3 separate regions of the Homo sapiens genome follow, and regions 2 and 3 are each linked to region 1. The links are chromatin loops, found by intact Hi-C in ENCODE. Cell type or tissue: endothelial cell of umbilical vein. All regions are shown on one strand. Links, peaks and the distances in the headings refer to the core of each region. The heading gives the core; the rest is flanking DNA.

Region 1 (10,981 bases), core at 2,094-10,093:
TTATCTCCTTATTCTTTGAAGTTAGGATTATATAGAGAGAGTAATGTTGAATGAGCTATAAAATTGGCATAAAGTTACTTTTTAGTTGGGTTACAGTAGTTCATGTTAACTAATGCTAAAAATGCCTTGGTGATAGAATTCTAGTTACATATAGAATTGGATATAGATTGTAAAAGCATGTTTAATCAGTATGTTTCTACGTGAAAAGTAAATAAAAGGTTCTTTTTTTGGTAATACATCTGTACACAACACATGGGAAATGCACTCATGTGTCACTTAACAACATGAATATGTTTTGAGAAATGCATCGTCAGATGATTTCATCATTATGTGAACACGGTAGAGTGATTTACACAAACCTAGATGGTAGAGCCTCCTACACACCTAGGCTATGTGGTGTAGCCTCTTGCTCATAGGCTACAGACCTGTACAGCAGCTTACTGTATTGAATACTGAAGGCGAATCATAACACAGTGGCAGGTGTTTGTGTATCTAAACAGAAAAAGGTACAGTGAAAATACAGTATTATAATCTTATAGGATCACATCACATGTGTGGTCTTTGACCAAATCATTATGTAGCAGGTGATTATATATTTCATTCTTTAGAATTTCCTAAAATTATCTTTCCGGTAGTGTCAGCCTGTAATTTCCTTAAGACACAAGAGGAACTTCTCATGCACTTAGTTGACTTCTAATCTCTCTGTAATTTCTTGCTATGCATTAGTGGCATGCTCAGCAGTAAAGACAGTTAAGGCAAAAATAAGTGAAGACAGTCTAAATTTAGTTGCCAGCTTTTATATTGTTTTTGATGAGAAAGCATTGTGTTTTTCCCTTTTTTTAAACAAACTTGGAAAGGCCTTCTTATTGTCAAGATTTCCTTATAAATAAACATTTATTGGGCATTTACTATGTGGCACCCATTGTACCAGGAACTGGGGAGACAAGATAGATGGCCTGCCTCCTCTTGAAAATTCTGTTGTTTTGAGGAGGCAGATTAAACGCCTGCACACAGACAGACAGACACACACACACACACACACACACACACACACGAGGAACAGGTTGGGATGAGTGTTATGATGAGGAAACAGGAAGCTAACATACAGAATGCAGCCAGCATATCCTACCCAAAAAGTCCTCTTTGAGGAAGGAGAGAATGTGGAAAAGTACATTCAAGGTAGGGGCATAAGTGTCACAGACCTCTTGGGAGTCTGCCGACAACATGTCCCTGCCTGCTTACCTGCCAGACAGGGCCTCCTCATAAGACTTGGATGCAGAGGCTCTTGAGTGGAATTTTAATAACCTATTTACAATATCAAAACATGGCAATGTATTTCAGAAACACAAAATAAGTTTCAAGTTCCTTGTAAACATCCCGCTCTGTCCTTTGGAAGGTGCTTCTGGGAACGAGCCTGCGCAAGTTTCTCTCCTCTACTTGGGAGACATAGAGATCTCAGAAGATGCCACGCTGGCGGAGCTGAAGTCTCAGGTCAGACTTCTTCCTGCACCATAACTTAGTGGTAATGTGGCTTCTTCCAGTGAGATATTAATATATTCTTCTATCTCCTTTTCCCTCAATTACAGTCTGTTCTGATATGGCATTTGTCATATGCCATGTTCAGTGGTAAGTACCCGCAGGCAATACACGCCCATGGTGCAGACGGCTCCTCGTGGCCTCACTGGTCCCTCCTCTGACAGGCATGCTGTGCTTTTGTTTCAATCTATCCTCAGTGACTTGCGGCTTTTGTTCATTTTTATTTTTTTAGGGAAACATGGTTTCTTGGAACATTTGTAAAGCATTCACTTTATCCCTTTATTTACATTGTTTGTGTACCATTGTGACCCATATGTTAAATGTTGTTATGAAAAGCTGTGTTACCAGTTTTCCAGGAGGTTAGAACTCCAGCTTTTATGTTAGGATGCTAAACTAGATATTCTAGGTATTGTGTTGTTTCTTATGCATTAACGTTCACAGAGAAGGAGGGTTTTATCCAAATGGAAGGGCTGGATTAAGCACAATGCAGTGTTGAAGCAGCATCCGCCTACTGTTGGACTGAAATGAGCATTCCTTTCTTCTCTTAGAGGAGAAAATGTGGGGCCTATATATGACTAGTGGTTGTTGATGTTTGGCTTTTGTGCGCCCTCAGTATATGAAATACCCTTCCTCAAGAAAAAGCATATGTTGGCTGGGTGTGGTGGCTCATGCCTATAATCCCAGCACTTTAGGAGTCTGAGGCAGGCGGATCACTTGAGGTCAGGAGTTTGGGACCAACCTGGCCAACATGGTAAAACCCTGTCTCTGCTAAAAGTACAAAAAAAAAAAAAATTCACCTGGCACGGTGGCAGGCACCTGTAATCCCAGCTACTCGGAGGCTGAGGCAGGAGAATCACTTGAACCCAGGACAGGGAGGTTGCAATGAGCTGAGATTGCGCCACTGCACTTCAGGCTGGGTGACAGAGTGAGACTCCGTCTCAAAAAAAAAAAAAAAAAAAAAGGAGAAAAGAAAAAGCAGACAGCCTTATTCTCATGAGAACAAATGGGAAAATACTTTTTTTTTCTCATATTAAGTTGAAAGATATAAAATTGCTGTTTTTAGGTCAAAAAATGGATGAATATTGGTAATTTTAGAGGCTCCAACCTAAGTATATCAGTAGGGGCTTAAAGTGATCCCTTCAGAATTAGAACAAGCAGTTTGGGCCTACTGATTGCAGCCAAAGATTTTGAAATACTTCAGAATCAAAAGCTGATTCATCGGCAGAGCAGACACTGGTGGAGGATTGCGCGGGCACGGAAGAAGGCTGCTGTTGTGTCCCTTGTTGTACTGTTAGAGCGGGCTCTGCCCTGGTGAATTCTACTCCCATGGAAGTTAATTCCAAAGTTTCATTTTTTAAACATGATGATTAAAAAGAAGCTTTTGACTCAGATTTAGAGAGAGGGAACTCACTTCTTTCTCAAGGTGATTTCAGTGCAGAGGAATATGAAGACCGCTCAGGGTTAGTGTTATTTAAGAGAGAGAGAGATTCCTGTGACTTTTAAAATGATGTTATCATTACTTGAGATACTCTTTCCTTGAGATGCCACTGTGTAGTGCTTCATTTTTTTTTTCTAAAACAGTATGTTTTGAAGAGTGCTTTTTAAAACCGTTGGAGAAATGTCTGTTTCTTTTTCTAGGCCATGACCTTGCCTCCTTTCCTGGAGTTCGGTGTCCCGTCCCCAGCCCACCTCAGAGCCTGGACGGTGGAGAGGAAGCGCCCAGGCAGGCTTTTACGAACTGACCGGCAGCCACTCAGGTAGGTTCCTTGCTGGACGCAACACTGTCCCTCTCTGCTGCTGACGCACTGGCTGGTGTGAGGGATGGAGGAGGAATCAGTCTTCTGAGCTGAGTGACAACAAAGCCCATTCCTGGTCATGCCACGCTTGTGACTTGGGTGACACTTTTCATCATAAACTCCAGCAGGCCTTCAGTTTTCCATGTTAAGTATAAATGTAGTGTTGTATATTTTTTCTGTGCTCCAGTGACTGTGACATTATATAACTTAAAAGCATTTGGAGTGAGATGGAAAGTAGGAGTGGCTGTTTCTCACTCAGAAATGTTGGATTCAGCTGATCCTCCTCCTGAAACTTTGAACTTAAAGAGCAGGTTTGGGTCATTTCCTTTGCAAAAAGCAGCCTTGAGGCTTTTTGTTTCTTTCTTTCTCGTTTCTTTCTTTTCTTTCTTTCCTTTCTTTCCTTTTCTTTCTTTTCTTAATAGACAGGGTCTGGCTCTGTCGCCCAGGCTGGAGTGCAGTGGCGTGATCATGGCTCAACTACAGCCTCAACCTCCTGGGCTCAAGTGATCCTCCCACCTCAGCCTCCTGTGTAGCTGGGACCTCAGGCATGTGCCACGACACCAGGCTAATTTTTTGTTTTGACGAGGTCTCCCTATGTTGCCCAGTCTGGTCGCGAACTCCTAGCCTCAAGCAATCCTTCCACCTTGGCCTCCCAAAGTGCTGGGTTACTGGCGTGAGCCACTGTGCCTGGCCAAGGCTGCTTTTAATCGGTTCTGATTACCACCCCAAAGTGACTGGCATGAGAATCTTAACCCCGGCTGAACAGAGGGAAATTTCTTTGGCAGTTTGGCCATCTTCCCAGAGCCAGACCTACATGTTTAGTAAGAAATGACTCAAGTATCTAAATAATCACCGCAGCAAGGATTCTCATTTTTTCCCCTTTTCCAAAAGTTTGGGTGTTCTTATAAGTACTCAGAAAACAATTCTTTGCTTAAGAAAAAAGCTTAAAATTGGGGGAAAAAAAATTCAAGAAAATTAAATGTTATGTCACTCAATATTATCTTGTTTCACTTATTATCAGGGAATATAAACTAGGACGGAGAATTGAGATCTGCTTAGAGCCCCTTCAGAAAGGCGAAAACTTGGGGTAAGAAATTCTCCTGTGCATCTGAAGTGACACACACGTATCTTAACCTCGTTTGCCTTTTGAAGCTTTAACAACTTCATAGTGTAGCATTTTTTTCACTGCTTCTAAGTAGCCTAGCAACTTGAAACAGAGTGTGTGCTAGAAATATGTTTGTATGTCTGGGCATCTAAAACTTGGGACTTATTCTCCCATAAAAACAGTAAGGGAGAATTAATTTTTCAGTAATCACCAGGTGCATATTGACCCCATGATGGCCCTGAAGTGTCAGCAAGAGGCCCACCCGCAGCTGTTGTCAGTGTGTTCGGACAGTCTGCCATCCAACGGATTCATCATTGCTCCCGTCGCTCTGCCCCCTTATTCTACTTTCTTCATCCTAGTATCACCTGACATATCTGTACTTACTGATTTATTTGTTAGTATCTGTCTCCCACTACTAGAATATAAGTACTTGGTTTATTCATTGCTATATCCTTAATACCTAGAATAGTAATTGTGCCCATGTCATAGTCAATAATTATTTATTAAATAAAGATACACCCAAAATTGTCTACAATCAAACCATCTTGTTCTTTTTTCGCTGTAGGAAAATATTTTACAAGTCCTTTTGTAAATATCATGAACTATTAAGATTTGCTCTACCTATTATGATATGAGTATCCTTCTTGTGGTCTGCTTGTTATATGAGAAAGTTATCTTTCAACCATGTCTAACATGTATTTAATTTTAGTGTTTTTATAAAAACACATTCTTAATACAAGTTGTACAACCAGAAATAGTTTCCTGGAGGGGAATTCCAGGATCAAATGGTGTGGACATTTTAAACCTCTTAAAATAGTTAAATATTTCTTCAGGCAAGTTGTTCCAGAATATGAGTATTTATTTTACCTCACCCACAAACCAGCATTGACTATTTCATCGTCTAGGTATTTCCTAAATTGATAAATGAAAGATGATTATCTTGTTCTCATATTCTCCAGTGCTTTGATGACTAATAAGTTCAGGCATTTTTGCAAACTGTATTTTGTGAGTGCATGATTGAGTTATTTCGTGTATTTTGACTGCTTCTGTAATGAAGTCTAAAGGAAAAGCTCTCTTGGAATTTGTGTGAGCTCTTTATGATTTTGACCCTTTGTCACAATGGTTGTAAGCTGTGTCAGGTTTTGATAGGCACAGTGCCTTTTGCCCTTTTGAAGAGCAGCTGTGTGCCTCCTCAGGCCCCTTCCATGGGCTTTTCTGTCCTTGACCAACTTCCAGGGCACTCCTGCTCTCAAGGAGGCCTCTAGTCCCTCCTGTTTCTCTCCAGCAGCCTCTGTCCCCTCCTTGGCAACTTCAGCATCTGTGCCGATGCCCTTTCTGTCCTCTGGCCGCACTGTGCTGGGCTCCAGGCCTTGGCCTCACTCCCTGGCCAGCAGCCCCCTCCCCCATGGGGACATGGGGCTGTGCAGCCTCTGCTCTTGCACTCTGCACTCCCCTGATTCCATGGGCCCACATCTTCCCGTGAACTCTCTTTCTTCCAGTCATTTCATTTCTCATTGCGTGACCTCTTTTGATGGTAAAAACACTTAATAGAAGTACATCTAAAAATCATTCATTGTCTCAGCATCCTAAGAACCAGTCTTCATTTCCCCTTGCTGCCTTCCAGTTCTTATCTATAGCTTTTCCTCCATGGCCTGTGCTGACCTCTGCACGTCCCTGTTCCTCCTGCCTTGCTGAGTGTTGTTCTTTCTGCTCCTCCTGCTAAGGTTTCCCATCTCCCACAGCTGCAGCCTTGTGTCTCACCCGCCCTGTGTCTCTCTTCCCAATTCCAACCCTCAGGTTCTTCTCCCTGGCTACCTCATGGCAGCTCACATTTACAGCCCCCAGAGTCAAGGGCATAACTGCCTACCTCGAGCCCGCTCTCCTCCTGCCAGCTGCCGGGCTATCAAGCCAGGCCTCTCTCACCCTGTCCCTCTCTGCCACATCGTACCTGCTCAGGCCGCCACCTCTTTCCTTTTCTCCCGCACTGAGGAAGTTCCCTACCACGTCTGGGGGGGCTCTGCTGTGTACCGAGAATGGGATCTTCACTTCCGCTCTTCATTCCAAGATTAAAGGAAATTGAAATGCGGAATAAGAGTTTGCCACTAGCATCCAGCATTTAGGGAAAAATCTCTCCTTATAAAAACCAGAAAAGCTGGAGGAGAAGCTTTGCCCATTATGCCTCAAGTTACCACGTGGTTTTGTTTGTTTGTTTGGATCTGGCGCTTGACGGTTTTCTGGTACAGCCCCCAGGACGTGCTGCTGAGGACACAGGTGCGCATCCCTGGTGAGAGGACCTATGCCCCTGCCCTGGACCTGGTGTGGAACGCGGCCCAGGGTGGGACTGCCGGCTCCCTGAGGCAGAGAGTTGCCGATTTCTATCGTCTTCCCGTGGAGAAGATTGAAATTGCCAAATACTTTCCCGAAAAGTTCGAGTGGCTTCCGATATCTAGCTGGGTAAAGTTGTGGGGCTGTCTCAGAGAAATTGGGGCTTACCGGCATAGCAATGAGGTTATGCAATTTTTCACAGTGATAGAGAAGTTAGTGAGAACTTGAGGTTGAGTTTTGCTTATTTAAGATGTTTGATTTTCCCATAGAACCAACAAATAACCAAGAGGAAAAAGAAAAAAAAACAAGATTATTTGCAAGGGGCACCGTATTACTTGAAAGACGGAGATACTATTGGTGTTAAGGTAAGTTGTTTAACAGCAAATTTACCACTTTGAGAAGACACGAGGGTCACATGATTTTATAGAGACGTTTTATTGAATCTTCAAGACACAGATTATCCCATTTTATACAAATTGTTTCAGAGAATGGATAAAAAAGAGGGAAAACTGGACAACTGACTTTACAAGGCCACTGAAACCTCAGTATCCAAACTGCCAAGGACACTAAAATAAAATACAGACCAGTTTCACTTCTGACCATACATGGAAAATTCTAAGTAAAATACTAGCAAGTTCAGCCCAGCAAGTATGTTTTTAAAAACACTACTGTGTGACATGACGTCACAGTAGGTTATCCAAGGAATGTGAGGAGGGCAGCGTGAAGAATAGATTATGTAAGAAATAATCCTGCCAGACTCAAGAGATGCAGAAAAAGCATAAAATAAAACTTATTATTAAAAACCCAGTGTTCATGACTTTAAAAAAGAACTTAGAGCAAACTAGGAATAGAAGGAAACGCCTTAACCTGATGCACATATACCCAAAACCTCTAGCAGCAACACTGTGCCAGCTTCAAAAGCTTCCATTTTCATTAAAGTGGGACCCAAAGTAAGGATTCCCCTAACCGCCCCTTCTGTTTAACACTGTACTAAACAACACGGGCAATGAATTCCCTCCCTCACTGCCAAAAGAAAAGTAAATAAAAATTGAAAGAGCAGTAAAAGAAATTTGAAAAGGAAAATATAAAACCGTTCTTACAAAGGAGATTCAAGGCTGGGCACGGTGGCTCATGCCTGTAATGCCAACACTTTGGGAGGCTGAGATGGGTGGATCACTTGAGCCCAGGAGTTCGAGACCAGCCTGGACAACATAGTGAAACCTGGTCTCTACAAAAAAATACAAAAATTAGCCGGGTGTGGTAGCACACACCTGTAGTCCCAGCTACTCAGGAGGCTGAGGTAGGAGGATCGCTAGGGATGAGCTAGGGAGGTGGATGTTGCAGTGAGCCAAGATCGTGCCACTGCACTGCAGCCCAGGCAACAGAGATCCTGTCTCCAAAAAAAAAGAAAAAAAAAAAAAGGAGATTCAAAAGACTACACAGATAAATGATTAGATCTGATAGAGGAGTTCGAAAGGGTCCAAGATCAGTATAAAACCTTCTGGAGAATATACAAAAACATACTTAGCAGTGTTAAAGAAAGCTTCTGTTAGAGCCACGTCATGTTCTTGGAAGGCAAACCTCACAATAGTAAAGGTATCAGTTCTTCCCAAGTCTGTAAATTCAGTGAAATTCCAATGAAAATCCATATAGATTAGATTAAATAAAATTAATAGCATAAATTCGTACACTAGAGCAAAGGGCCAAAGAGCTAAGATTTTCTTTTGTTGTTGTTGTTGAGACAGTATCTCGCTCTGTTGCCCAGGCTGGAGTGCAGTGGTACGATCTTGGCTCACTGCGAGAAGAAAAAGGACAGGGTCCTTGCCTCACCAAGTGTTGACTGATCACAGCTGTGGCGACAGTGCAGCATGGAGGCACGGGTAGACAAACAGGCTCATGGACAGGGTGGAAAGCCCAGAAACAGAATCACACACGTGAGGAAATGTGACAGATACTTGAGGCAACATTAAAAAATGGGTTATTCAATGAATGGTGCTGGAAAATTAGTTATCTATGTAGGAAAATCATATTCATTAATTTTCATAACCCTAAAATTAATTTTATACAAGTTGAGTATCTATGATTCAAGATGCTTGGGACCAGAACTGTCTCAGATTTCAGGTTTTTTCGGGTTTTGGAATATTTGCATTATACTTAACGGTCGAGCCTCCCTAATCCAAAAATTTGAAATCTGAAATGCTCCATTGAGTTTCGGATTTCTGGATTAGGTATGCTTGACTTGAGTCAGCGTCAGGCCCCATAAAACCTGTACTTACCTCTGCTCACACCATAGTCAACAGGCAATCCAGTTGAAGACTTAAATGTGAAAACCACTCATTTTCAATCTTTAGAAGACATAAGAAAATCTTTGACTTCAAGTTAAGGATTTCTTTTTTTTATTTTTTGAGATGGGGTCTCACTCCGTCACCCAGGTTGGAGTGCAGCAGCATGATTTCCACTCACTGTAACCTCTGCCTCACGGGCTCAAGCGATCCTCCCACGTTAGCCTCCCAAGTAGCTGGGACCACAGGCACGTGCCATTATGCCCGGCTAATTTTTTGTATTTTTGGTAGAGACGGGGTTATGCCGTGTTGCCCAGGCTGGTCTTGAACAGGAGAGTTCAGGCAGTTCACCTGCCTCAGCCTCCCAAAGAGCTGGGATTACAGGCGTGAGCCACCATGCCTGGCAAGAAGGATTTCTTAAACAGAAAGTGCAAACCATGAAAGAATCAGTAAATTTCATTACATTAGAAGTGAGAACTTTTGTTCGTCAAAGGAAATCATAAAAAACAGTGAAAAGGGAAGTCACAAACAGGGGAGCGACATACGCAGTAACACAGCAGAGGGTTATTCTCCAGCATAGACAGCAGATCTTCTGCAAATCTGTTATCAAAAAATAACCCAATAGAGAAGTGGGCCAAGGTTATCACTGGCAGTTCACAGAGGAGAAGAGAATGGCCAGGAAACACATGAAAAGAGAATCAGCTTGCCAATTGCAGGGAGCTGCAGAATCCAGCAGGAAGCTGCCCTTGCTAGTGAGACCGTGGGAACTCCCACACACATGGCCAGGCGCAGTGGCTCACGCCTGTAATCCCAACGCTCTGGGAGGCCAAGGCAGGCAGATCACTTGCACTCGGGAGTTTGAGACCAGCCAGGGCAACATGGCAAAACCCAGCTTCTTGGGTGGCTAAGGCAGGAGGATCACTTGACCCCAGGAGGTGGAGGTTGTAGTGAGCTGAGATCATGCCACTGCACTCCAGCCAGGGTGGCAGAGTCAGACCGTGTGTCAAAAAAAAAAAAACAAAAAAAAAAAACTCCAGTGGGAACACAAGTTGGTACAGCTACTCTGGAGAGCAGTTTGGTGTTAGTTTAGTACACAGATGCCCGTCGATACAACCAAGGAGTCCCACTCCTAGCTGTATTCCCTAGAATAACTCGCCCATAGGTGTGTGGAGACACATGGATATGCTCACTGAAGCATTACAGGTAATAGAATGAAGTGGAAAGAAATTGACAGATTTTTTTTTTTTTTTGAGACAGAGTCTCACTCTGTCACCCAGGCTGGAGTACAGTGGCGCAATCTTGACTCACTGGAACCTCCACCTCCCGAGTTCAAGTGACTCTTCTGCCTCAGTCTCCCATTCCCCAGCCTCAGCCTCCCCACAATTTTTAAAACTTGTGTCATGTGCAATTTACTGGAACAGAAATTATAATATTGGCTTATCATATGAGTGTATTAGAATAGAGATTATAATACTTGACACGACATGTTCCTAGCAGAGGCGGGGCACTGAGAAGTAGCCAGACCCTCCTGCAGAGCCTGGTTAATCTCTCAGTCATTGAAGAGTTTAACTGTGATGTCTAGCCAGAGCCAGCTCCCCACCTCCACACCTGAGAATGCAGCCAGCGACCTGGGCAACCCCCAGCACGAACCCCGCAGACCCTGCGCTGTGTCTTTCCTGACACGCACTTCCCTTCCTGGGTGCGCCCCTGAGGCGTCCTCCCTGTGGACAGCATTTACGGAAATAACATGCGTGTGGAAAACAACCTGCGAGTCCTGGGAAAGGGAGGAGGCTTGCCCAGTCACGGGAATGCAGGGAGCAGCCTGTGTTTGTGAAACCCTGCAGTTAAGGCTTGCAGGAGATGCCAAGGAAGTAAAGCCAAGTTCATGCCTCTCAGAAGCTGGGGCTGGCTATAGAAATACAGAGGCGAGAACAGAC
Region 2 (10,981 bases), core at 1,880-9,879, 58 kb before region 1:
TAATTGTTTCTTGTTTTATAAAAGATAGTTTGTCACATGATTTTTAACATACTTTGATGTAACAAAACTGAAATAATTGAAGAAATTGAGCACTTATATAGGAAGTCCACATTCATTTTACTTTTGGATTTCTGTATTAATGGAAAAAAGTCACTTGGCATCTTTGTGTACACCTTGTCTTTTGCCTGTACTAGACATTTTAAAATGCTGCCCACTTAAAAAGTTTAATATTTTAAGCAAATAAATTATTAAAATAACTGACACCCATCAAGCGGCCACCATATGTACATCTGAACATCACAGATGAGCACTGACTTGAGTTTAGACGTCAAAGCCAGAAGAGAGCTTATATCATGTAGTTTTAGAGCCCTCAGATGTGAAAAAGGCTTCTTTTTTCTTCTGCATCAGAAATTTAAATAAACATCTTTAAAGTATCTCTTAATCTAAATTAGCTTTTTATTTTATTTTGTTTCTAATTGCTAGTGTGGGAGTACATCTGTTTGATCACTCATGATTATGGAGCATATTAATTATAGAAAATGTTGATCATAGAATTAATAAAACAAGAAAGAACCTCTTCCACTAAACTGCCTCTAAACAAAAACAGTTGATAGTCATAATTAGTAAGTTCCTATTCTATACAGAGGACTGTAGTGTCAGGAGGGGTGATAGTTGATCTGGCTTTGACTTTGAGGCACATGACAACCTAGTTGAAATAGAGGACAATTTCAACTAGATATATATCAATAAAAAAAGGGGATGCATTTTAAAAGAAGAGTGCATCTATAAAGCAGCGTAAATAGGTATTGTACGAAGATGGGTTTCTCTTGCTAAAAATTTCTACAACAGACTCACTGATAGGGTAACATATTTCATTGTTTTATTGGCTTACATGATCTTAGCCAAAGTACATAAAAGTAACGTATTTTTCAGGTACTTGTGTTCATGGTCAACTAAGAGGCAGAATTTGATTGGTGTAGTGTGACTGGCCATTAGATCAATTAATTTAAAAATTTTAAATTTAAAGCCAATTACTTGAATTCATCTTTACTCTTAAATAACAAACAGTGAAGTTTCTTATTAATTTCAGTAGTTGAAATTATTTTTTCTTTTGATTATTATCAGCATTTTATGAAAACTATATCAATATTTTTGTTCTTTTTTCTTTTAGAGTGAATTGGATGACTTAGAATATATATATGACCTCTTCTCAGTTATTATACACAAAGGTGGCTGCTACGGAGGCCATTACCATGTATATATTAAAGATGTTGATCATTTGGGAAACTGGCAGTTTCAAGTACGTATAGAAATTCGTTTAGAAATATCTTTGCAATTTCTTTTCTATTCCTATTATTTTGTTGAGGAAATTTTGTTTACCATTTATTATATATCCACTCTATAGAAAACTTTGATAGGCACTGAAAGTTAATACAGATACAAGTTTTAAATTTTTATTTCTAAATAATTTCACACATACAGAAAAATTACCAGAATAGTAAAAACACCTCCTGTATACCCTTTACCTAGATTCTCTAATTGTTAACATTTTGCCACATTTGTGCATGTGCATACACAGACACACATTATTAACGTTATCATTATTAGTGCGAACCGTTTGAAATTAAGTTGAAGACACCAGGTCCCTTTACCACTGAATACTTGAGTGTTTATCTTCTAAAACCAAGGATGTTATCTTACGTGAGCATTGATTAAAATAAGGAACTTCTAACATTGATATAATACTGTTGTCTAATAGTTATGTTCAGATTCCACCAGTTTTCCAGTTCACATCCTTCATGGCAATTTTTCCCCCACTCTAGTGTCAAATCCAGTGTCAAGCATGGTATTTAGTTAGCTAACTCTCCTGTAATCTGGAACCATTCCTTAGCTATACAGTTACTCCATTATCATAAAGAGACAGCACAATTCCTATAGCTGACAATTATTGAATTTTTTCTGAAAAATAAAATGAGCATTGATTTAGATAACACACAATATTAATTTTGTATCCTGCAGATGGCAGGTGAACATGTGATAAAAACAATAAATCCCGTGTCTGTAGCTTTCACAATAGGATTTAAAACCAGGGTGAATTTTGTCCTGTTTATTATGCATAGTCATGTCTTTCATGGTTGCTCTTTGAAACAGTGCTCAATAACCACTGATTGAATTACATTTAAAACTTTGATCTTCCTAGAATGGTTTCCTATGAGAGGTGTAAGAAGGATTTTTTTCCACTTGAAAAAATTACCTATTTCTATTTATTGAGTAATCAATTTTTCTCTACCAATGTACTATGCCAGTTCTGTTATGTCTACTCTTCATTTTTGTGTGAGTCTGTTTTTCAGCTCTCTATTCTATTCCATTGTTCATTTTTTTCTATTCCTGGGCAAATACCACATTGTCAATTTCCATAGCTTTGTAATAAGTCTTGATCTCTGGTAGGACAAGTCTCCCTACATGCTGTCATTCTTCAGGAGTGTGGGACCTGTCTTCATTTTTTATGCTTCTGTGTACATTTCTAGAATCACCTTGTCAGTAATCTCACAGATACACATGTGTGTGCACATACACATATACACACACATACTCAGTGGGATTTCCTGTCTTCATATGTGCACAAGATATACATTTTCATTTTCTAAAGTCCCTTTAATGTCTTATTAAAAAGTTTTATAATATTTCTCAAAAAAAGAATTTGCAGATGTTCTGAGGGAAAGTGCTAACCGGTGTCTAGTTCCCAAGAAATTATAATCTATTACACATCAACCCCAGACACAGTAAAACGTCTATAAGTAAGTCACAAACCGTAATGTTAGGATGTAAAATGCTTAAAGCATAGCTTCCTGTTATCAGAAAGTTAATGCTGTTGTTGACGAATACTTGCTCCACATTTACTTGTAATACGGCATCTCGTGGTGCCAGCAGTATCCAAGATGCACAGTCCCTTTGATGACACTCAGCCAGCTTTTCAAAGTGTTCGTCTGTATTTCTGACATTCTATCAGTTGTATTTGGAACGTATTGAGAGATACATGTTCTGTAAAGTTTGGATATGAAAAAAGTCAAACTGTGTTCTACCAGGAACATGTTTACCAGGGAGATGATCTATGCCTAAATTTTGTGTTTTCTGGAGTGTTTGTGGCTGATGTATTGAAATGTAACTTTCTTTAGTATGTTGATTTTATATACCAAAATATATAAAATATTAAACAATTTATACACTAACAACCAATAATCTTGCTAAACACTCATGTTGAAGTCATCTATGGAAAAAGACAGTTTTGTTTTACCTGTCCAAATCCTTTGCCTTCCATTTCTTTTGCTTACTGCAGTGAATGGAACTCCCATTCTGGCTTGGGAAAGCTGTACAAGCATTGCTCTCAAATGCTTGTGTCACATTTGCCAAGATACCAGCTTGCCGGGCACCTTCCCAATTAGAGGAAGTTAAACACTTGTTATCCTCATCTACTGTGTTTCGGCCCTTACTGTTACCATGTTTAATTTGAGCCAATCCTTATCGTGTTGTTATACCTTCCCTCAAACTACCTTCTTGTATTTTTAGTTTCCCACAGTAGAGAATCCTTAAGAAAGTGGCCTTCTCACTCCGCCTTAAACTCCCCTTATCTTATCAAATAGGCTTTATTTTGCTCTCTCTTTAAGATGAAGCCTTTCATTAGATTCTGATCGAAGCTTGTCCATGTCTGGTAAGTGTTTATTATGGTGTTCATTTTTTTTGCCTTGCCCATTCCCATTGCAGTTCGTGGCTCTTTTCTTCCAGTTGTGCCTCCACCTTTTGTGACCTTTTTCAATATTGCCGTGTCTCTCTTCAGTCTTAGGAAGTGCTCCCAGCCTCTGTGCCAGCCCAGGTTCCACCTCAGGGAGTATGCCCCTACATTCCTTGATGCCTGCTACAGTTTTTGCTCAGCCAGTTTGAAGATTTGAGGTATTTTTCTAGCTGGCAATATTTATCCTCAGTTTTTTGATGCATAAAATATCTGTTTGCAATTTCATCTTCAGGTTTATCACTGAGGTCATGTACAAAGGCAGTTTCACACTCTGGTGAGGCAGCATGTTTTGAGAGTAGTGATTTCTCTCTTCCTTGAATTTCTTTTGGGTTGTGGTTTCCTGGACATCTCTTTTGGAGTTTTGTGCTCATTTCTTCAGAATTGATCAGCTTCTTTCTAGCAGCATCAGGATCTCTTCCCAGTTCTGTGACATGACTCAAAGGGCAGGCAGGCATTCCTTCATGTGGCTTCAGTCTCTGCACTGCCTGTCCATTTTTGAAGCTCTAACACCTTAGCAAGGTCTTCCTCAGGACTTAGAGAACAATAGAATATTGTGCTTGGTATGTTTTCTTGTTAATGGCTATCAAGCATCCCATTTGTTATTTTTTTTTCTTATTGTTCTGTTGTTTAAGAATCACTAGCTTTTCATCCAGAACTTCATGGTGTTCAGATAATGATTTTGTGCTTTAAGAATTTCACCTGCAGTAGATATATCTGGTGGACACTGTGCTTGTCTCTTTACTACCATTATCCTGACAGATCCCCTGTGCCCACAGACAAAGGGTCCCAAATATTCTAATCGTAGCCAGGTAGTGTTCTTTCCACTTACAGTTCAGCAATTACTTCTTCCCTTTGAAGGAGCTGTGCCCTGCATACATGGAGTTCTTTAGTAGGTACTGCCTGTAAGGAGTAGTTTTCAGGACCAATCTCGTGTAATTTTCTCTGGGTTAAAGCCAACATTTTAGTCTCTCTTAGTGTGCCTGGAAGATGATCCCTTTCTTCTAGCATGGAGGCCACTAACTGCAAAATGTGAATGTAGATCTGGCTATAAAGAGGAGCCTGATCCATGCCACCAGCTTCCTGGGGGGACTTTGGCTTCACAGATGGTTGGCATCATTTGGAACATCATCTTGCACATTTGAGGAAGTGGGGCAAAGAAGGCTCCATGACAGCACCCAATTGGCAGCTCTATGACTGGACCAGCCTGTCCCAACATGGCCAGGGTCAGACACTGGCAGAGTGGAGGAGGACTGGGCCCAGCCTATATGTCATCTGGATCAACTTGTCATATGTTGGGCTCATAGGCTCAAGCATCATCTCTACATTGCCGGTTTGCCTCTTCCCTCCTGTCATTTTTAAATCTCTTATCCCGTTGTCATAAATTTCTTCAAGCACCTTAAACATACTTATTTTATTATTTTCTTTCTGATAATTGCAGCATCTGAAGACTTTGTAGGTCTGACTTGGATATCTTCTGATGTTGCTGATTGTATTTCCTTGTGATTTTAGTATTGTGGACTGTAGGCTTCTTGCTTTGCTTGTTTGTTTGCTTTTTAAGAACTTGATTTACGGGAGTAATTTGAGGACTGAGTTAAAAGTGCCTTCTTCCAAGAAAGATTTGTGTTTGTCTCTAACACAAGCCTGAGATCGCTACCAGCCCTTAACAACATCAAATTGATGGTTTTAGAGCAATACAGCTAGTATGAATTTGGGACACAAACCCACATGAGGACCTACTTGTGATTATTAAAGGACATTTTTCCCCCTTCATCCAGTATCAAGGTCAAGGCAAGCCAGTTCCTCATTGTCCTTTATTGTAAGGTGGATTTTTTTTCTAGGTCGTGGTTATATTGAAGGTATAGCCATTTAGGGATTCCAACTTTTTGCCGGATTTTGTCATTGTGATATATTAAGAAGTATATATTTGGTCATCCTTTCCAGTTCCCATTCCTAGCACAGAGCTCCTTGGAACTTCCTGAGTGATAGGAGTGTCTTTTGTTATTCATAATGGGCCCCTTTCCACCAAACCTGAGTTGATGTTAATGAAGTCACTCTTAGATGCCTCAGGATGGAGGCTGGTTGCCAGAGAAGCCAGTCCCATTATTAGAGGGTTGAAACTTTCAGCCCTGCTTCCCTGACCTTGGGGAGGGGAGAGAGACAGGAAATTGAGTTCAGTCACCAGTGACGAGTGATTTATTTAATCGGTCATGCCTCTGTAATGAAACTTCAGTGAAACCTCTTGAAAAATTAGGTTTGGGGCATTTCTGGGTTGGTGAACACATTTTCATGCTGGGAGGGTGGCCACCGCGACTCCACGGAAACAGAGTTTCCTGAACTCTGGGCCCTTCTGGACCTTGCCCTATGTCTGTCTCCATCTGGCTATTCATTTATATCCTTTGTAATAAAGTGTAGTATAAGTTCCTGAGTTCTTAACTGTTGTTCCAGAAAATTATGAACCTGAGTTGGGGTGATGGGAACCCTAGAATTTGTAATCAGCCAGGCAGAAGTGTGAGTACCCTAGGGACTCCGTATGTAGTTGGTGTTTGAAGTAGGGAACAGTCTTACGGGACTGAGTCCTCAACTTATGGAGTCTGTGCTGTCACCTGATAGTGTCAGAATTGAATACAATTGTGTGACACCTAGTTGATGTCAGAGAATTGGAGAATTGATTGTTGTTTGAAAGACCAGTCCCTCGACTCCCTCCTTTGGGTAGGCCTAGGCTTTCTCTCCCCAACTCTGCCCTGTATGGGCATCAAAATGGAAGTTCAGTGTCAGCAAGATCGGTGTCTTAGTCCATTCAGGTTCAGGCTGCTCTATCACAACACTTAGGCTGGGTAATTTGTAAACAACAGAAATTTATTGCTCACAGTTCTGGAGGCTGGGAAGTCAAGATTAAGGCACCAGCAGATTTTGTGTCTGTGAGGACTTGCTCTGCTTCATAGATGACTCTTTCTTGCTGTGTCCTCACATGGCAGAAAGGACACACAAAACTCCTTCAGGCCTTTTTTATAAAGGCACTACTCCCATTCATGAGGGCTCATCTTTTGTGACCTAATTATCTCCTGAAGACCCCACCTCTTAATACTATTGCATTGGCGGTTAGGTTTCAACGTATGAATTTTGGGGGAACCTAACTACTCTGGCCATAGCAGTTGCACATCTGGAGGCCTCATCTTTGGATTTCTTCCCCACATTCCCATTTCACTTTTTTGACCTCAGAAGAGTTTTCCCTGATGTTCTTGCAAGCTCATGGTGTGTTTAAGATGTTTTTATTTGTTTTGGTTTTACTTTATCTAGCATTTTTAGTAATTTTGTAGCAGGATGGTTGTATCTGGCCTGCCATATTTTTCCATCACTTATTGATTATTTATTTTTGGCTTGCATTGTTTAGGACTATCTGTATTTCTGGTTTTAAGTCCATTTAAAATACTTCTGCAAGATGGCATGTATGGAAATAAAAGGCAATGAAAATAACTTACCGGGGAATTTTGACATGTTCCCCAATACCTTCATAAAATGGGGTGAAAACTTGGATGGTCAGGAAATAGAAAGGAGTATTTAATCTGAGCCTGGCCTGCAAAGATGAGTAGAATTTCCTTAGGTCAACACAAGTGAATGAGACCATACGGGATGAAGACCAGAAAATACTTTGAACTGAATTTTAATGAAAACTCAACATATCAAATTATGTAAAATGTAGCTAAAGTAGTGCTAAGCTGGAAAATATTGGAACCCACTGTGTGTATTGTGCTAGAAGGTTTACTTGTTTCGTATTCCCAATTTACAACTAAAGCCAGAGAGATGAAGTAAATTGTCCAGGATTGCTCAACCAGGAGCTGGAATTCAAAGCCAGGTCTGCCTCATTCCAAGCATATGCAGATTATTGTGATGTTTTTACCACCATTTCATCATCTTGAAACCTTTTTTTTTTTTGACAACGTCTTGCTCTGTGTCATCCATGCTGGAGTGCAGTGGCGCAATCACGGCCTACTGCAGCCTTGACCTCCTGGGCTCAAGCAGTCCTCCCGCCTCAACCTCCTGGCTAATTTTTTTTATCTTTTTGTAGAGTGTGCTGGTCTCTCTATGTTGCCCAGGCTGGTCTTGAACTCCTGGCTCAAGCAGTCCCTCTGCCTCGGCCTCCCAAATTGCTGGGATTACAGGTGTGAGCTACTGTGCCTGGCCAACATTCCTATTTTGTTACTTTTTAAGGGGTTAGTGATAGAAACTCATACTGTTTTCCTTCCTAGGAGGAAAAAAGTAAACCAGATGTGAATCTGAAAGATCTCCAGAGTGAAGAAGAGATTGATCATCCACTGATGATTCTAAAAGCAATCTTATTAGAGGTATAGTATGTGTGTGTATGTATTTGTATGTATGGTATGTATTGTGTGTATGTGTGCATGTGTGTATATATGTAAGAATGTATGCGGTTTAATTGCTAGGTGTGATATTATTACCATTCATAGTCTTTCCTTAAGGACATTCTCTGTATCTATATTTTAATGATGTTTGTGGGGATTTTCTGGTTATGAATGAAATACATATTCATGGTAGAAAATTCAAGAAAAAAACAGAAAATATATACAAAAGATAAAAAGTATAAGTAGGCCAGATACTGACAGTTATTGTTAACACTTTGATATATATTCTTTGCATTCTGTTTTCTTTATGTTTATATATGTATATTGGAATTGGGTTATGACTTTTTTGGCTATTATTGTCATTTTAAACCAAATTGAGCTTTACTAAATGCTGTTTTGCAATTTATTGCATTTCCATATTATCCTTTTAATGTCTATGTGACCTGAAAGTGTGTCCCCTTTTTCATTCCTAGCACTCACTGATAATATCTCAAGTAGATGACTTTTAAAGTTTGTTTAATATGCTGTTTTAAAGATGTGAGGTCTTCTTTCATTTATTCATTCATCCTTAATAAATGATTTGTTATAATTCCTGCTAGGGACCTGGGTCGAGTACTTTAATTATATTGATCTATGACTATTGTATGAATTTACTAGGGCTGCCATGACAAAATGCCACAGACTGCATGGCTTAGATGATAGAAATGTATTTTCTGACAGTTTTGAAGGCTGGAAGTCCAAGATTAAGGTGTTGGCAGTTTTGGTTTCTTCTGAGGCCTCTCTCCTTGGCTTGCAGATGGCCGTCTTCTTCCTGTGTCCTCACATGGTGTTTCTTCTGTGTGTGTGCTTCCCTGGTGTCACTTTGTCCAAACTTCGTCTTCTTATGATAATGCCAATCAGATTTACTTAGGGCCTACTCTAAAATGGAAAACAGCCTCGTTTTACCTTAATCACCTCTTTAAAGGTCTAATCTCCAAATGTGGTCACATTCTGAAATATTGTAGGTTAGGAATTCAACATATGAATTTTGGGGAGATACAATTCAGTCTGTCACCGCTACATCTCACCCCCTTTTAGAACTTGTTTATACTTCAAAACATTTAGATAAGACATTAATCATCTTTGTTTTTGTACTTACGTATCTCTTCCAAAATTCTTGTTTAATATCAGTAATTTACACATTTAAATGGAAAATTCCTTTTTAATGTTGGGAATTTACGAAACCTTGAGCTACTTTTGATATTGCTCTTCAAATGGAAGATGGCACATGGAAAATGGCAAAAATCCAAGTTTTCTCAACTGAGGCTTAACCAGTTTTTAAAAAACTTTTTATAATAAAATAATTATGATGGAATCAACTTACGTGTTTGCTGTTCTAGGCATATTTAATTAGGTATAATCCTGTTGGTCTCTTTGAATTTGTTAAGTATGCAATTATTTCTCATCAGATTTTCTTGAGTGACTGTGTTTCTCTCATAAGGAGGAGAATAATCTAATTCCTGTTGATCAGCTGGGCCAGAAACTTTTGAAAAAGATAGGAATATCTTGGAACAAGAAGTACAGAAAACAGCATGGACCACTGCGGAAGGTAATACATGGCATCGTTTTGGGAAGTCCTAGTCCCAAGAAATTTCATTATGATCGCAACAACATGAATTCCTTTGCAGAAGGATATTTAAAATAGGTGAAAATAAAATCACCGTATTTGTATAATGGCTAGAATCCTACTAAGTTACTTATTAAGTATTACTTACTGAGTTATTTATCATAGAAACAAGAAGTAAGCAAAAATAGTGGGGAGTGACTCCTAAAAAATGTCAGAGTTCATCCCCTAAAGCTTATCATTTTACTTAGAGAAATGTCTTCAGGTATTCACCCAGATTTCACTTGATTTTTTACACAAAATTCTAGTAAGGGAATTTGCCTTTTTATCTATGGTATCAAATTTATTGGCATAAACTTGTTCAAAATATCTCATTATCCTTTTAGTGTCTGTAGAACCTGAAGCTATGTTCCATTTTCATTTCTGATATTAATAATTTTTATTTTCTCACCTTTTTTCATCAGTGTTGCTTGGGGGTTATCAAGTTTTTTTTTGGTTTGTTTTTTGTTTTTTTTTTTTTTTTGAGTTGAGGTCCACTCTGTCGCCCAGGCTGGAGTGCAGCGGCACGACCTCAGCTCACTGCAACCTCCACCTCCCAGGCTCCAGTGATTCTCCTGCCTCAGCCTCCTGAGTAGCTGGGACTACAGGCATGTGACACTGCACCTAGCTAATTTTTGTAGAGACAGGGTTTTGCCATGTCACCCAGGCTGGTCTCAAACTCCTGGACTCAAGTGATCTGCCTGGCCATCAAGTTAATTTTTTCCTTTTCAAGAAACCAGCTTTTGCCTTAGATATAATTTGATGCAATGCTATTGATTTTCTCTATTGCTTTTCTATTTTCTATTTCACTGATATCTGTTCTTATTTTAAAGTATTTTCTTCTACTTCTTGGGACTTAATTTGATCATCTTTTTCTAGCTACTTGGGTTGGTAACTCAGTTTTTTTTTTAAACCTTCTAATACTTTTAAAGCTATAAATTTTCTTCCAAGCACTAGTTATATTCAACAAATTATATTGTTGATTATAGTTATATTGTTGAATATAGTCAGTTATATTCAACAAGCTTTCATTTTCATTCAGTTTGAAATATTTTCTAATTTCTCTTATTTTTTCTTTGGCTCTTGAGTTCTTTGGAGGTGTGTTGGTCAATTTCCAAATATTTAGGGGGTTTCTAGTTATCTTTTTGTTATGTCAGTAAATTGATTTCTAATTAATTTCATTGTACT
Region 3 (10,981 bases), core at 1,322-9,321, 370 kb before region 1:
ATTGAAAGATTGGTGTGTTTGCCTCCCAGTTTTTCTAGAGTGCCTCCTAAAATATGATTTGATTTTGACACAGCAAACTTTCCTTAAAATGGCCATCTTTTTTGCCATCTTTTGCCTTTTACCTAAAAGAATGCAAGAGTAAGGATCATAATGAGACTATAGATAGAAAGAAGAATTTCTGCAGGAGTTTGAAAATTTGATACAGACAAATCCACGTAAGGAAGATGGGTCACTACAGTCGACTGTGCTACAGTGCGCGCTCATGAGTGGTGTCAGAAGTTAGACCAAGCAGAAGCTAGAAATCAACGAGGCTGCCAATGACCCAACAATTGTTTGACCTAAAATATAGACTGAGCAAAGAGGTCTTCTTCCACAAGTTGACAAAAGTATAAATGTCATTATGAAGGTTTTGTAGGGTGCCCAAGGCTAAGTTCGACTAATTGCCTTTTCACATAATTGTCACAGGTCTAAGGAACCTCTAACCATTTGTCTTCAAGACTGGATTAGATTGAAGCAGAAAATAATCAACATATATGCATCTGTCTTTCGTGGAACACTCCCTTATGCGATCAATAAACACAAGATAATCCAGGACAAAACAAAGACAGTTGAAATAAGACTGCCTACACACACACACACACACACACACACACACACACAGCAAGCAGCAGGAGAATAAGCAAAGGTATTTACTAAATCTTTTATCCCCAAACCATAAGGTCTAATGATCTTATAGAAATACCTAGATCTAATTACTTTGATTATAAATCCTAGGGTAACAAATTCAGCAATGAAAGCTCAATGAAACTATCAAGAACTCAGTGTTGAGGCTGGCTTACCTGGCAGCAGATATGAAGGATAAATGGAGTTTGGCAAAGAGGCCCAGTGAGTATACCTGTTGGCCTGAGAATGCCCTAGAATGCTTCTAAGGGAGAGTCCTTGAAACGACCTCAGTAGAAACTTTGGATTTGCCGTAGAATGATAAGACCACCCTTAATATCTGAACTGAAAAGACAAAGCTGAATATATTGCTACCAACTATGTGTTGTACCTGCTGTACAATAGCAGCTTTAGAATGTTTGGGGCCATTGTCTTATTTGGATAAATGGCCCCTGATTTTGCAAAGCCAAGGTAAAAACACATGAGGGGTGCTGTGGTTTAAATGTGTCCCCCAGAAACATGTATTGGAAATTTAATCTCCAATGCAACAGAGTTGGGAGGTGAGGCCTAATGAGAGGTGATTAGGCCATATGGCAGAGGGAATGGACTAATGCCATTATTATGGAAATGATCACAGGAGTGGGTTTCTCATAAAAGAATGAGTTTGAAGGCTGGGCACAGTGGCTGTAATCCCAGCACTTTGTGAGGCTGAGGTGGGTGGATTACTTGAGGTCAGGAGTTTGAGACCAGCCTGGCCAAACCCATCTCTACTAAAAATACAAAAAATTAGCTAGGTGTGGTGGCACGCACCAGTAATCTCAGCTACTCAGGAGGCTGAGGCAGGAGAATCACTTGAACCCAGGAGGCAGAGGTTGCAGTGAGCTGAGATCATGCCATTGTACTCCACCTGGGTCACAGGGCAAGACTGTCTCAAAAAAAAAAAAAAAGAATGAGTTTGGCTCCCTTTTGCTCTCTCTTGCCCTCTCTTGTTCTCCTACTTTACACCATGAGATGGCACAGCAAGAAGACCATCGCCAGAGGCCAATCACTCAGACCCTCACCACAGGCCAATCACTCAGTCTGGCTGGGACTCACCAGTCTTCAGATCTGTGAGAAATAAATTTCTGTTCATTATAAATTACAGGTTCATTACTCTCAGGTTTTATTATAGCAGCACAAAATGAACTAAGATAATTGGCCCCCTGTGTTTTCTAATTACATCAGTAATGCAAACTCATAATTGCACAGCAAACGCTCATTCTAGAAAATGCAGCTATGGAAAACTAATATTAAAAATAATTCATCACACCATCATCCAGAGACGGCCCTGGAAACATTCTGAGACGTATATACTCACACTTTTAAAACATGTATAATCATACTTTATATTATATAATATATACTTTTTAAATGCACACATAATACAGGTTTATAACCTTTTTGTATTAAACAGATCATATAGAATTTTGATATCAATAATTACACTTCTTCAAAATTCTTGCCAATAGAACACAAGTATCTATCATCATTTATTTTGCCATCCTTCTAGTATTGGACTTTATAAACTGCTTCACGAAAGATCCTCCAGCTAAATTCTTGCCAGCATCCTTAATTACTTCAGTTAGATGTGAGACTCATTCAATCAAACAACACATTTTGTGAGCTTTGGCTGACATCTCGTGGAAAGTCAGCTTGTTGCCTATTTCACAGCCTCTGTGTTTGCATCAGCTCTAGGGCAACAGAAAAAAGCAAACCCTTTTCTTAGCAGCCTAATAGGTGGGGTCTGATGTTTGCGATAATTTATCTTAGACTGACATTCTCACCGTTACACAGCAGTTTCTGTGTCAATGCTGGGACCAGCCAAAAGCTGCGCTTCTCCAACCACAGACTGGTGGTAACATTTCCACACCTTTCCAACAGAAACATATTTACATGACAACTCCATGCAGAATAAGTCTCCATCTCTTTTATTTGAAGCAAAATTCAGGCACATTTTATAAGAGCAGCCGTAATATAACTTTAAAGAGAACTATTTCCTAGGCATTTAAACAGCACTTGGAGGGTTGGAAATCCCAGCCCGGCCAGTAGAGGGCACTGTGCAGGGGCAGCCGGAGCCACCCGCCGTCATCTCTGGAAACCCTGTGAGATTCCAAGATGCTGCACCCAGAAACCTGCTGCTGGGGAAGGAGCTGACTTGTGATCCTTCCCTGTTATGTGGGAGTGGAAAGTGGTGGCAAAGGAGTTTGCTTAGCAGGTCTGGAGTAATATGGTTAGGCTGCCAAGGGTGGTAGGGTGAGGTGTTACAGAGAATGGCATTAAGGGAGGAGACCACTCCTCATATTGCCTTATGCTCAATTTCTGCCTCTAAAGAAAGAAGTAAAAACTAAAAGGCAGGAATGAAATCCACAAGCAGACAGCCTGGCGCCACACCCTGGGCCTGGTAGTTAAAGATCGACCCCTGACCTACTCGGTTATGTTATCTATAGATTACAGACATTGTATAGAAAAGCACTGTGAAAATCCCTGTCCCGTTCTGTTCCATTCTAATTACTGATGCATGCAGCCCCCAGTCACTTACCCCCTGCTTGCTCAATCGATCACGACCCTCTCACATGGACCTCCTTAGAGTTGTGAGCCCTTAAAAGGGACAGGAATTGCTCACTCGGGAGAGCTCGGTTGTTGGAGACGTGAGTCTTGCCGAAGCTCCCAGCTGAATAAAGCCCTTCCTTCTTTAACTCGGTGTCTGAGGGGTTTTGTCTGCGGCTTGTCCTGCTACAGCATCACATGAGAAGCATGATACAGGGTTCTTCTTTCTTTAGCTGGAGCACCACTTTAGACCATGGGATGGGGAAAGCCAGTCAGAGACGACTGGAAGACCACCAGGCCAGAACAATAAGGGTTAATGCATGGACTTTGGCTGGCTCAGAAGGAGTTTGGCTAAAGCAAGTATGTTTTGGACTTCAATTAAAGACTTGAACTTGAGATTGAGAAATCTTTCCACTGAAGCTGCCCCCAAACTCCTAGGACAGAGGCAGATGCTTGGATTGTCAGTGAAGCCAGCAAAGGAAATCTTGGAATGGTTTCCCAGGAATAGAGAATAAGCCCTGGGAGACGCCAGTTTTGAAAACTGGTACTATCGTGCTTGTTAGAGAGTCATGGTGAGGCAGGAGAATAGGGAACTGGGGTAGCAAAGGGTTGAGGCATAAGCAAAGGAACAGCAGATGCAGCCAGTTCGCATAAGCAAGAGAACAGCAGGTGCAGCCAGTTTTAAGCAAGATTGGGCAGGACATAGGCTACATCTTCACTCCCGTGATAACAAGAAAGAAGTTTCCACTTCAGCCCCTGAATGACTGCAGGCCAAGTTTCCACTTTAGGCTCTGATTGGTCACAGGCCAATCCTTCATAGGGTGTAACCAATTGGAGGCCTCTAAAGGGTACCCAGGGGTGTTGCCAAGTTCTTTTGGCTTTATAAAAACCCTAATTGAAGAGGCTCTTGAGCTGCGGGCTCCAGTCCGCTCGCACTCTGTGAATTGTCTTCAATGAATCTGTGCTTTCCTTACTCCGTTCTCCTGTTGCTTTGTTTTTCGTTGCTTCATTCCTTTGTTACTTTGTGTGTTTTGTTCAATTCTTTGTTCAACACACCAAGAACCTGGACAACTCTATCTGGTAACAATGGAAGAGTCAATCATCCAAAACTCAAAAAGAAAAAAGAAAATCTTATTCAAGGTCTCAAGTCTCTAAATGGGCCCAGTTAGATGTTTGAAAAGTAAATTATGTGTGGGAAGCACAGAGTCCAAGGAAGAGCATGTTAAGTTTCTGAACACTCCTAAGGAAGGAGGAGGAAGACACCTCGGTCTGTTTGTGAAAATTGGAAAAGGTACAAGTTAAATGTGTAGATCCTGCAACTGGAGAAGACTCAGAGAGGATGTTTATATAGGGAGGAAGGGAAGGAAAGAAACAGGATTGGTAGGTTACCCCATCCAATTCCGTGGAATTGAGAGCTCGGAAGATAAAGTGGCCCAGGGTTTTCTTCCATCAGACTGAAATGATACAGCCTTCCTGTTCCCACCTGGATCAGTCACTGGTGCTGGGCCACCCTGGGGCAGCAGGACCTTGGGTGAGGGAGTTCTCTGCAACTGAATCATCCCAGAATAGGCTGACAACTGAAGGCCCCTGCCAACTGCCCTCCTAGCAGCTGTGGCATCTTAAGGGGAATCAGGCCAGCACATCTCTGTGTCCAGCACAACGCAACACGTTTTGTGGACACACACACTACATGAGCCCTGAAGTTCTTACCCTCCACCCACTCCCACCTAAATTTCCGCAGGACATCATGATAGAATTGCCGTGCAGGCTGAAAGGAGGTGAAGAGCCCCCTCTAAGGGACCTCCTGGTGCTCAGTAATGCTTTTATTTTCAATCACATACTATGGTAATCATATCAGCACAAGCACACAAATGTGGTTAAGTGATGAAGCTGAATGAAACTTTCCTAAGATGTCAATCATAAATTCCATCAACCATACTAAAGACTGATTTATCTTGCTCTTCTCTCTGGAGAAAATATTACAAGATTAATATCAATGAAGAAGCAGAATATGCAATCAGAAATACATAGGGAAAAAGCTGGGTTAATAGAAGTATTTTCCTGGATTTTGTGATGTGTATCGCATTTGTCAGCATCTTTAAATGTGTCATTCGTTGAGACTTATTTTTTCCTTCTAGATGAATATTCGCTATCCTGCCTCCTTTTGGGTTGGTAATTTGGGGTTGTCTTTCTTAGGCCCCTGCCCTGGAAACTGCGCCGGGATCCCAGGCGGAGGGGTGAGGAAGGCGGACCTCGCCCAGCGGCGACACCCAGAGCAAGTCACGCAGAAATCTCCAGGCCGCACTTATCTCCGGTGCACAGCGCGGGAGATGACACGCATCCCACCGGATCTCGCACAGCACCGCTGATGAATAAGCACACAGCTGTTTGTACAACTACCACCGGCCGTGGCGGCCGGAGACCCTCCCTCCCTTCCGCCGGACATTGGGGCGTGGCTGGAAACTCGGGAGTGGATTGGCCGGAAGGTGGGACGCAAATTTGTTTGAAAGGCCCAATCAGTGCCCGGCTTCTCCGCTCTAGCCAATAGAAAACCGAGAGGAAGGCAGGGAGGGCGGAGTCTCCTATTTGAGTTTGTGGCGCGCGAGGCCCTGCAGTCCGGGTTGGCGCTTGGGTACTGGCTGGGTCCGATGCTGGGTACGCTGCGCGCCATGGAGGGCGAGGACGTGGAAGACGACCAGCTGCTGCAGAAGCTCAGGGCCAGTCGCCGCCGCTTCCAGAGGCGCATGCAGCGGCTGATAGAGAAGGTGCGGCCCCCGCCGGTCCGCCGGGAGGGGAGGCCTGCGTGTCGGAGTGAGGCTGGGAGGGGACGTAGGACGGGAAGGGAAGGGGCTCTGAGGACTCGGAGCGGGGGTTGGGGAAGCGGGACTGGGGCTTGGATGCGGAGAGAAGGTGGAGGCGGAGCTGGGGGCTCCGGAGAGGGAAAAAGGAGGCAGCGCCGAAGGCTTCGGTGCGGGGACGGGGAGGAAAGACTGGGGCCTCCGGAACGGGGAGTGGGGAAGCAGGCCTGGGGCTCGGGTGCAGAGAGGAGGGTTTGGTGGGGCTGGGGGTGCTCCTGAGTGGGACGAGAGAGGCGGAGTTGGGGGCTCCGCTGCAGAGACCGCGTTTGGGGCGCCCCAGGCCAGACTAACGGCCTCTCACGGGCTGGCGCCGCCTCCTCCCGGGTCTGGGGCCCCTCGTGGCCCTGGAACCTGACAGGAAGCCCCTTCCTCCTCCGCAGTACAACCAGCCCTTCGAGGACACCCCGGTGGTGCAAATGGCCACGCTGACCTACGAGACGCCACAGGGTAAGGGTCTTCCCCACCTTCTGAGTATTCGGGTGAAGAGTGTGAATGGAGTAGTTGAAATGCTGTCCCTGCTCTCTTAAGAAGTAAACATTGTTCACCTAACTAATAGGAACCAAAACATTGGTGCCCTTAAACCTGTAAATTACTTGAATTACTTATTAGAACAATTCCTGAAGAGACATAGGTGCCTCCTGGCTCACATGCCTCCGGCTTACCGGGTTGGCATCCCCGCTGGCCACCTCCCCACCATGGCAGCGTGGGGCAGTTGCTTAGCTGGACTGGTCTCAGTGTCTTCATCTGTGAAATGGGAAGGATGATGACAATAATGTCTCCTGGGCGTGGGTGTTGTAACAGTCACGTACAATCCCTATGAAACTGTGAACAGTACCCCGCCCCGCACTGTGAATACTCACATTGACTATTGTTTGCCCTGTTTAACTTGGAGTAGTAACTGTCTTCCTTGAGGCTCCAAGTACTTGAATAGGGAGGAGAAGGCATTCCGTTTAATAGTTAATGTAAACGGACTGAAATCTTGTGGATTCTTTTTGGTAAATAGCTGGTGACACTTTGCACTGGCTGGGGTCAATTCCTCCCATATAGCTTTATAACTAACTCAGTATCACTTAATGAAAACAAACCTCAGAGCAAGTTCTATGTTGCATTAAACGGACACAGAAGGTTCACAAGATCTGCTCCTTGAGTTAAAAGAAATCCTACCTTTCTGCCTTTATAGCCAATCCAGACACATCTTGGGTGAAAAGTTTACACAGGCAGAAACTAAAATATTCCAGTGGCAGGTCTGCTACCCTTTGGTCTCTGTATAACATGTAGATTGCCCTTAGAAAGCATTCATTCAGTATATGGGATGTAGAGATTGCCTGCGAAAAGTGCTTACTCCCTCTATATGGTATATAGATTGCCCTCTATATATTTTAAGGACAGTCGCTGTCATATGTTCCTTGTTTTCATTTAACTTTTTGGGCTAATGATGTAATTTGATGAGCCGTTTTCTAGTAGGTAGGAGAGATTTCCATGAATGACGAATTTGCCTTAAAAACCTGAAACTTTACAAAGAGGAACAATCGCAGGGTATCAGAAACCTGGCTTGGTTTTAATATTGTACCTTTTTTTTGCCTGTCACTTTGGCATCTGGTGAACACAGATTGAGCAGAAGTTCAGCGTTCAGGATTATGTAAATGGTCATTTTTGTTTCTTTTCTTCAGGATTGAGAATTTGGGGTGGAAGACTAATAAAGGAAAGAAACGAAGGAGAGATCCAGGTATTTAGTGTCAAATTTTATTGCCAAATAACCTTGCTGTGGAGGAGTATTCATATGAATAAAGGTGTGGGTATGCCCAACCTCTGAGCTTACGCAGAGGCCACCACGGGGCACTTTTTCTCATGATTATACTCTTTCTGTTTTTAAGGATTTAGAAGCATTTCTTCTGTAGCTTGTCAAGTGCAAGGAGTCACTGTGTAATATTTGGCCTTTTTCATCACCCTGTGTTTCCTGTGTCACAGGCTGAGGGGCTCTGATAATACATGTGCAGAGGCTGGGCCAGTTGGGTAACCCTCCCCAAGGTCACGTGCCAGCCCAGCGAGGCACTCACTTTGTTTGGGTCCTTACAGAAAATACCAAATCCAGTTCCTTCTAGGGAAGAAGAATGTCTCTCTTCCTGTTTTGAAAGGGGAGGAAGAGAGATGAGGAGAGGTGCAGCCTGGAGGATCACACATCTTTCCTTCTGCATTTTTCTACCTTCGGAAGACCCTGGCTTCCCTGCCTAGTTGATCCGAGGGTGTTGTCGCTCTGAGACCCGTTATTTTAGTGGAAGGTGCTGTTGGCCTTTCTACGGGGGCATCCAGGAGCCCTTTTGCCACAGTGGCTTTTGCCAGGTTATCTGGTATTCAGTTAATCACTGCCTCTCAGATGCCACATGGTTCCTCTCTGTGGTCACAGGTCAAGGAACCTGTATGAAAGAATGAAAAACATCAAGATCAATGTGACGATATTAACAGCAAATTTGAAATCAAATCTTCTTGATTAATTATTCTAGTCATAAAAATGTTAAAAGTACATACAACTACATAAATGAGCTGATTCCTCTCTGCAAAGATGGTCACTAATGCTATTTTAGTACAATGTGATTCCCTATAATACATATCTTTATAAATGCATTTTTTTCTCCCTCACTTTTCCGGTTAATACATCTGGCAAACTCTTCTCTTCATCAACTGTTGTATAATTATAAAATTATATAATTATTTAAAAAATCATGTTTTTTTAACTGCTCTCCTGTTGATAGGCAATTAGCTATTTGTGGCTTCCTTTATTAATAAATAAGGGTCAGCACACTTTTTCCACAAAGGGCCGGATGATACATATTTTAGGCTTTGCTGGCTCTATGGTCTCTGTTGTAACTACTCAGCTCTGTGTTGCAGGAGGAAAGTGGCCGAAAATAATATGTAAATGAGTGTACGTGGCAGTGTTCCAATAAAACTTTATTTATAAAGCCTCTGTTAGAAATGGTTTTCAGAGAAAATCCCGGTCCTTGTCTCTTCCCAATACTGATAGTCCCCCTTTTCGATAAATGCTGAGAAGTGGGATTATCGGGTTAAAGTATATATACTCTTTGAATTATGCATAATACAGATGTCCACTCATTAGACCAGTGCTTAATATGGTCCTGGTAGCAAAAAGTTTTCATTTAAAGATTTATTTAAGGTTTTTGCTTAAAATGTAGGAGGAACCCTACCTGGGTCTCCAGAATCTTCAGACCCTTTCTTGGGATTAGGAAACTGGGCGTAGCCTGAGATTTCAGCGGGGACATCTCTGACTTCACTGTAATTGCTATTGGTGACAGTGTCCAGATCCGCCTTCACCTTTTCCCAGACGACTTGGTGCTCCTGCCGCCCTGGAGGCTGGGGGAGGCTGTGGGCCCTGGCAGGCCGGGTGTTGACCTGTGCTGGGTTGGTTATAACACAATGCCTGGGTTCTGTTTGTAGCTACCAGAGCTACCACATAGTTTGGGGTTGGTGTAGATCGTCTGCTTCTCTGTGATTCTCAAACCAGGTTCTGCCTCAGACACAGCCACAAAACAACCCTGTAAACTCCACCTTACGTGACGGTTTCACTGGAAGCAAAGGTTCTGATATTCTGGAAGTGGGCTTCAGTTACCCTGTAGTGCTCCTGGGTAGCCCCAAGTCCTCTGAACCCTCAGAGTTGACACCTGAGGACCATCCCTAACGGTATAGGCCTCGCCACCTTCTCACGCCCTGTTTTTATAAGGCTGGGTGGTTCCTAAAATATTAATATTTCAGCCAATCTGGTATCCTGAATGCTTGAATTTCATTACTGAGAACCCACCGATGCCATGCTCTGGGATTATTCGTGGGGCCTGCTATAGAGCAGGCTCTGGAGAGCTGAAGCAGGCCTGACCAGGAGTGTGGCCGCCCGACCACCTCTGCCCACCAGGTATGAGCTCCTGGTCAGGACAAGCAGCTGCCTCTGTGCGTTAGCTTGGGCTTAAACTGGCTCCTCCCCGCCTTAAATACTCCAGCATATTCTTTAAAGATCACAGGAAGTTGCCCAGGGGCCACTTGCCTATTTCTCTGTTCTCGCTGATGACCTCAGGACAATTTTGTTCTGTTTCAATTTGGCTTTTTGTTTGCCCCAGTCCCTGTCATCCCTGGGCCACTGTTAGGAGGTGTGAGCTTATCTGCTCGTGCCTGGGCCCCTGACTTTCCCTGCTCCTTCCAAGTGGCTTTTTAAGTAGCAGCCCCCGCTGCAACCCAGGGGAGCCTCAGCTCCTTCCTACGCTCTTGAGGCCTCTTATAAAGTGGACATGCAGGGAGAAGAGAAGCCTTGTGGCAGGCTCTTGCTGTCTCCTGTGTTAACAGAAGGATTGCAGTTTTATTATTTTGCGGTGACTTTGAAATGTGCTGTCACTCAAACAACCATGTTTTTATTGGCTTCTGCACTTGGAGGACTCCTCCATGAAGCCCGCGGACAGGACAGATGGCTCCGTGCAAGCTGCAGCCTGGGGTCCTGAGCTTCCCTCGCACCGCACAGTCCTGGGAGCCGGTGAGTGTTGCCTTCGTCAGAGAACTGAAGTCAGGAGGGACCAGGTCTGACGCACCTGTTACAACAGCTTAAAGCCTAGATTCCTCAGTAGTGAAGTTTTTATTTTTTCTAAGGTATATCTTAAAAACTAAAATCATGTTAAAGTACCCTGTTGATTCCTTCTGAGCTCTGCCTTGCCCACAGTTACATCCGGTGCCTGACATATGAATGGTACTCAGGTGTTTTTTGAGTAAATAAACATGCCCCTCCATGTGAAAAGTTAATATCCAGATTTAGTAAGACTTAAGATTTGCCCCTACAGGGTGGTGTTGTGAACCCTCACTTCTATAGGGCAGCTTCCCACTTCGTC

The links. Hi-C counts contacts between places; a loop is a spot of excess contacts. Peaks named below come from ENCODE experiments on the same cell type or tissue, not always from the same donor. Only the 100,000 strongest peaks of a DNase experiment are listed, where the experiment ranks them.
Region 2: a loop joins it to region 1, with 3 times the contacts of the local background. A loop is called at or near these places in 5 of 110 quality-filtered maps.
Region 3: it touches region 1 in a loop (3.0-fold over the local background); 3 of 110 quality-filtered maps call a loop at or near these places.

Annotation. Positions count from the first base shown.
Region 1 is chr2:233,481,677-233,492,657 of GRCh38, reverse strand. It overlaps USP40 (ubiquitin specific peptidase 40), which reads left to right. Exons shown (of 32, transcript NM_001365479.2): 26 at 1,397-1,491; 27 at 3,175-3,293; 28 at 4,354-4,419; 29 at 6,681-6,891; 30 at 7,032-7,127. Among named protein-coding and RNA genes, the nearest start is that of USP40, 80 kb to the left of the region's middle. In endothelial cell of umbilical vein, for the core only: no CTCF peak of the experiment used is centred there; DNase peaks (open chromatin) are centred at 4,137 and 5,357; H3K27ac peaks cover 2,953 bases.
Region 2 is chr2:233,539,420-233,550,400 of GRCh38, reverse strand. USP40 (ubiquitin specific peptidase 40) reads left to right here. Exons shown (of 32, transcript NM_001365479.2): 8 at 1,172-1,300; 9 at 8,038-8,133; 10 at 9,632-9,739. It also overlaps the pseudogene PPFIA1P1. Among named protein-coding and RNA genes, the nearest start is that of USP40, 22 kb to the left of the region's middle. In endothelial cell of umbilical vein, for the core only: no CTCF peak of the experiment used is centred there; a DNase peak (open chromatin) is centred at 5,940; H3K27ac peaks cover 343 bases.
Region 3 is chr2:233,849,414-233,860,394 of GRCh38, reverse strand. HJURP (Holliday junction recognition protein) reads left to right here and starts at 5,860. Exons shown (of 9, transcript NM_018410.5): 1 at 5,860-6,011; 2 at 6,485-6,551; 3 at 7,775-7,830; 4 at 10,536-10,632. The coding sequence starts at 5,895. RefSeq lists a silencer at 5,659-5,918 and enhancers at 4,986-5,978, 9,503-10,003. In endothelial cell of umbilical vein, for the core only: a CTCF peak has its summit at 2,729 (motif pointing right); DNase peaks (open chromatin) are centred at 5,744 and 8,064; H3K4me3 peaks cover 2,129 bases; H3K27ac peaks cover 2,169 bases.